Linked DNA regions of Homo sapiens: region 1 is linked to region 2. A link is an interaction called in ENCODE POLR2A ChIA-PET data of the cell type or tissue named here. Cell type or tissue: OCI-LY7. All regions are shown on one strand. Links, peaks and the distances in the headings refer to the core of each region. The heading gives the core; the rest is flanking DNA.

The links. Peaks named below come from ENCODE experiments on the same cell type or tissue, not always from the same donor. Only the 100,000 strongest peaks of a DNase experiment are listed, where the experiment ranks them.
Region 1: POLR2A ChIA-PET joins it to region 2 with 12 read pairs; 8 of 35 experiments call an interaction of 5 or more read pairs at or near these places.

Annotation. Positions count from the first base shown.
Region 1 is chr1:39,795,296-39,798,211 of GRCh38, forward strand. No RefSeq gene overlaps it. Among named protein-coding and RNA genes, the nearest start is that of BMP8B, 7.9 kb to the left of the region's middle. In OCI-LY7, for the core only: no CTCF peak of the experiment used is centred there; no DNase peak of the experiment used is centred there.
Region 2 is chr1:39,961,618-39,964,533 of GRCh38, forward strand. All of the region lies in intron 3 of MFSD2A (MFSD2 lysolipid transporter A, lysophospholipid), which reads left to right. It also overlaps the pseudogene RPS2P12. Among named protein-coding and RNA genes, the nearest start is that of MFSD2A, 7.9 kb to the left of the region's middle. In OCI-LY7, for the core only: no CTCF peak of the experiment used is centred there; no DNase peak of the experiment used is centred there.

The sequences.
Region 1 (2,916 bases), core at 180-2,679, 170 kb before region 2:
CAGGAGTTCGAGACCAGCCTGGCCAACATGATGACACCCTGTCTCTACTAAAAATACAAAAATTAGTCGGGAAGGGTAGCATGTGCCTGTAGTCCCAGCTACTTGGGAGGCTGAGGCAGGAGAATTGCCTGAACCCGAGAGGCGGAGGTTGCAGTGAGCCAAGATTGCACCACTGCACTCCAGCCTGGGTGACTGAGTGAAACTCTGTCTCAAAAAAAAAAAAAAAAAGTATTTTGTGAACCAAATGAGAATAGATTGGGGGTGGGGCAGGGGTGGGTGTGGAGGGAACCTCAAAGTGAAATTTACACATTGCCAAATCTGAATCAAATCAAAACAATTTTGGTAAAATCTTTGTGAGCAATGCAGAATCCCAGCAACAATTTGTTTAAACACACAGAGTAAGGAGCCTCCTCTCTGACCAGCAGCATACAGGATCTTTCATGGTGTCCTTTCACCCCTAGAGGGTTAACAGAGCAGAAGGTGCACTTAAGTATGCAACCAAGCAGCCCTTCCCTCCATGTAGCCGAGTCCACCCCTCATTGTAGGGGCACCCTTGAAGTTCATGCCTAGGTCAAAGTCCCCACACACAGCCTGGTTCTCAGCCAGCTGCAGCTTCAACTTGTACAACTAGTCTACCAAGGCCTGCAAATCATCCATGAACTGGCCCCAAAACAGCAGGGCCTCCTCCAACTTGTGCTGCCTAAGAAAAGCACACATAGGCCACTGTTTTTAGGGACCCATTTTTTGTTTTCTTTTTCTTTTGAGACAGAGTCTCGCTCTTTTGCCAGGCTGGAGTGCAGTGGCGTGATCTCGGCTCACTGCAACCTCTGCCTCCCAGGTTCAAATGATTCTCCTGCCTCAGCCTCCCGAGTAGCTGGGACTACAGGTGCCTGCCACCACCCTCAGCTAATTTTTTTTTTTTTTTTGTATTTTTAGTAGAGACAGGGTTTCACTGAGTTAGCCAGGATGGTCTCGATCTCCTGACCTTGTGATCTGCCCGCCTTGTAAATGACACTATCAACAGAGTGAAAGGCAACCCACAGAATGGGAGAAAATAGTTGCAAATCATATATCTGATAAGTGATTAATATCCAGAATATATATGTTTATTTTTTTCAGAATATATATTTTAAAACCTCATACAACTCAACAACAATAAAATAAACAACTCAGTTGTAAATAGGCAAAATACTTAAAAAATCCTCCAAAAAAAGATCTACAGATGGCCAATAAGCATATAAAAAGATGTTTAATCTCACTAATTATTAGGGAAATGCAAATGAAATCCACAATGATACCTCTTCATAATCATTAGAATGGCTATTATTTTTTTAAAAAACAGAAAGTAACAAGTGTTGGTGAGAACATGGAGAAATTGGAACCCTTGTGCATTGCTGGTGGGAATGTAAAATAGTGCAGCTGCTGTGGAAAACAGGATGGCAGCTCCTCAAAAAATTAAATATAGGGCCGGGTGCAGTGACTCATGCTTGTAATCCCAGCACTTTGGGAGGCTGAGGTGGTGGATCACCTGAGGTCAGGAGTTCGAAACCAGCCTGGCCAACGTGGCAAAACCCCATCTCTACTAAAAATACAAAAAAATTAGCTGGGCATGGTGGCATATGCCTGTAATCCCAGCTACTTGGGAGGCTGAGGCAAGAGAATCACTTGAACCTGGGAGGCGGTGGTTGCAGTGAGCTGAGATCGTGCCACTGCACTCCAGCCTGGGCGACAGAGTGAGACTCTGTCTCAAAAAAAAATTAAATATAGAATTACTATAAGATCCAGCAGTTTCACCATTGGGTATACTATATATAGATACTTTATAGATTTGCCTTACAAGAATGGAAGGGAGGGAATCAAAAAGAACAAATATTTACACATCCATGTTCATAGCAGCACTTTTGACAGTAGCCAAAAGGTAGAAACAGCCTAAATGTCCATCAACAGATGAATGGATAAATACATATTGTATGGCTATACAAGAGAATATTATTCAGCCTTAAAAAAGAAATGAAAATCTGACACTCACTACAACATGGATGAACCCCGAAGACATTATACTAAATAAAAGAAGCCAGACACAAAAGGACAAATATTGTATGATTCCACTCATGTGAGGTACTTAAAGTAGTTATATTCATAGAGACAGAAAGTATAGAATGGTGGTTGCCAGTGGCTAGAGAAAGGGGAGAATGGGGACTTACTGTTTAATGGATACACAGTTTCAGTTTGGAGAGATGAAAGAGTTCTAGAAATGGACAAGGCGATGGCTGCAGACAATGTGAATGAACTTAATGCCGTGAACTGTACACCCCAAAATAGTTAAAATTGTAATTATATATTTTGCTATAATTTTTTCTGAGACAGAGTCTCACTCTGTCACCCAGGCTGGAGTGCAATCATAGCTTATTGCAGCCTCTATCTCCCAGGCTAAAGCAATCCTCCTGCCTCAGCCTCCTGATGGGACTACAGCTACGCCATCAGGCCTGGCTAATTTTTTTTTTAATTTTATTTTTAGTAGAGATGAGGTCTTACTATGTTGCCCAGGCTGGTCTTGAATTCCTGAGCTCAAGCAATCCTCCTGCCTCAACCTCCCAAAATGCTGAGATGACAGGCGTCAACCACTGTGCTTGACTCATAATTTTTTTAAGTGCTGTAATCCCAGTGCTTTGGAAGGCTGAGGTGGGAGGATCACTTGAGGCCAGGAATTCGAGAACAGCTTGGGCAACATAGCGAAGCTCCATCTCTACAAAAAAAAATATTTTTTTAATTAGCTGGGCATGGTGGGACCTGACTGTAGGGAGGCTGAGCTGGGAGGATCGCTTGAACCCAGGAGTTCAAGATTATGGTGAGCTATGATCATGCCACTGCCCCCCAGCCTGAGTGACAAAGCAAGACCCTATAAAAAAAAAAAAA
Region 2 (2,916 bases), core at 220-2,719:
ATTACAGGCGTGAGCCACTGCACCTGGCCCTTTTCCTTTTTTCTGATTAAAAACAAAAAACAAAAAAACACATATATAGAGATGGGGTCTTGTTATGTTGCCCAGGCTGTTCTTAAACTCCCAGCCTCAAGCAATACTCCTGCCTCGGCCTCCCAAAGTGCTGGGATTACAGGCGTGAGCCACCATTCCTGGCCAAACCAGAAAGACTTTGATAGTCACTTTGCCTGGAGTTCTCAAGGCCAGTGTGTGAGAGACCAGATGTCAAGCAGGGTCCCATGGGGAGGCTGCAACAGCTGGACCTGAGGTCTCCTTCCCAGCCCAGGGCTTTCTACAGCTCCCCTGGTGTGGCCTGCATTAGTTACGCATGCCAACTCTCCTGCTGAGCTTCCCTGATGTGATCATTATAGCACTTAGTGTCCCAAACACTGTTTGACATTTTAGTATCAACCAAGTCTCAAAGTTACTTCAATCCTGTGAACTAGAGCCAAGGCACCTCCAGTGGCCTTTCAGAAGTTCCATTTCCACTCCCGCCTCATCTCCTAATTCTATCTCCCCGTTCTCTTTACTCGAGCCCTCCTGGCCTTGCCCTTCCTTAGGCCTGATACGCACCTATCTGAAGACCTTTGCACTGACTATTCCCTTTGCCCGGTCCACTCTTGCCTCAGATGTCTAAAAGGCCAACTCCCTCCTCTCATTCAGGCCTTTGGCATGGATGCCACCTTCTCAGTAAGGCCTACCCTGTCCACCCATTTGTGAATTGCACCCTTATTCTAACCTTCTGGAGCCAGCTTTATTTCTTTTCTTCACAGCACTCATCTCCCAACATGTTATATAACCCTTTTGTAAAACTACGGTAAAGTATATGTAACATAAAATTTACCATAACCTTTAAAAAATGTTTACGAGCTTCTTCTCCGAGAAAACACCAAATGGCGGATGACACTGGTGCAGCGGGGGGGCCTGGAGGCCCTGGTGGCCCTGGGATGGGGAACTCTGGTGCCTTCCGCGGAGGTTTCGGCAGTGGCATCCGGGGCCGGGGTCATGGCCGTGGACGGGGCCCGGGCCGAAGCTGCGGAGCTTGCTGAGGCAAGGCCGAGGATAAGGAGTGGATGCCTGTCACCAAGCTGGGCCGCTTGGTGAAGGACATGAAGATCAAGTCCCTGCAGGAGATCTATCTCTTCTCTCTGCCCATTAAGGGATCTGAGATCATTGACTTTTTCCTGGGGGCCTCTCTCAAGGATGAGGTTTTGAAGATTATGCCAGTGCAGAAGCAGACCCGTGCCGGCCAGCGCACCAGGTTCAAGGCGTTTGTTGCTATCGGAGACTACAATGGCCATGTCGGTCTGGGTGTTAAGTGCTCCAAGGAGGTGGCCACCGCCATCCGTGGGGCCATCATCCTGGCCAAGCTCTCCATTGTCCCCGTGCGCAGAGGCTACTGGGGGAACAAGATCAGCAAGCCCCACACCGTCCCTTGCAAGGTGACAGGCCGCTGCGGCTCTGTGCTGGTGCGTCTCATCCCTGCACCCAGGAGCACTGGCATCGTCTCCACACCTGTGCCCAAGAAGCTGCTCATGATGGCTGGTATCGATGACTGCTACACCTCAGCCCGGGGCTGCACTGCCACCCTGGGCAGCTTTGCCAAGGGCACCTTTGATGCCATCTCTAAGACCTACAGCTACCTGACCCCCGACCTCTGGAAGGAGACTGTATTCACCAAGTCTCCCGATCAGGAATTCACTGACCACCTCATCAAGACCCACCAGGCTCCAGCTGTGGCTACAACATAGGGTTTTTATACAAGAGAAGTAAAGTGAATTAAGCCTGTTAAAAAAAAAATGTTTACGAGACAGAGTCTTGCTATGTTGCACAGGCTGGACTCAAACTCCTGGGGAAAAGCAATCCTCTTGCCTCAGTTTCCCAAGTAGCTGGGATAACAGGCATGTGCCACTGCCATTACAGCCATTTTTAAGTGTACAGTTCAGTGGCATTAAATACATTCACTTTGGTTTTTTTGTTTTTGTTTTTGGTACAGTAGGGATACAAACCTGTCGGTTCTCTAATATTTCTTTTTTGGGCAGTGCAGTTTTAACATTCCACATTAAGGATGTAATAATCAAGGAGTTTGTTTGTTTGTTTGAGACAGGGCCTCACTCCGTCACCAGGCTGGAGTGCAGTGGTGCGATCTCGGCTCACTGCAACCTCTGCCTCCCGGGTTCAAGTGATTCTCCCGCTTCAGCCTCCCGAGGAGCTGGGACTACAGGTGTGCGCCACCATGCCTGGTTAATTTTTGTATTTTTAGTAGAGACGGAGGTTTCGCCATGTTGGGCAGGCTGGTCTTGAACTCCTGACCTCAGGTGATCCACTTGACTCAGTCTCCCAAAGTGCTGGGATTACAGGCATGAGCCACTGCGCCTAGCCTAAGTACATTCACTTTGTCGCCACCATCACCACCATCCATCCATTACATCCTTCCAAAGCGAAATTATGCAATATTTATCTTTTTGTGTCTTGCTGATTTTCCTTGGCTTAATGTCTACAAGGTTCATCTATGTTGTAGCATGTGTCAGAATTTTATTCCTTATGAAGGTTGAATGGTATATATAACTTTTAAATTATGTCAACTTTTCTGTTTGCCAACTAGTATGTAAGTTCCACAAGGGCAATGATTTTTTATCTGTTCTCTAGTTATCCTAAGTAATTAGAATAGCGCCCAGCCCATAGCTGGAACTTATGAGGAAATGAGGAAACGAGCTTCAGATAATTTAAATAACTTCCCAAGACTAAGTTTTATAGTTAGTTGGTGGAGCTAGAATGGAATCCCTGAAGAGTGGCTCAAAGGCCTTTCTCTTTACCATGGCCTGTGCTGCCTTGCTATACTGATGCCATGAAGTTAGTCCATCCTGAGGTCTAACCCCT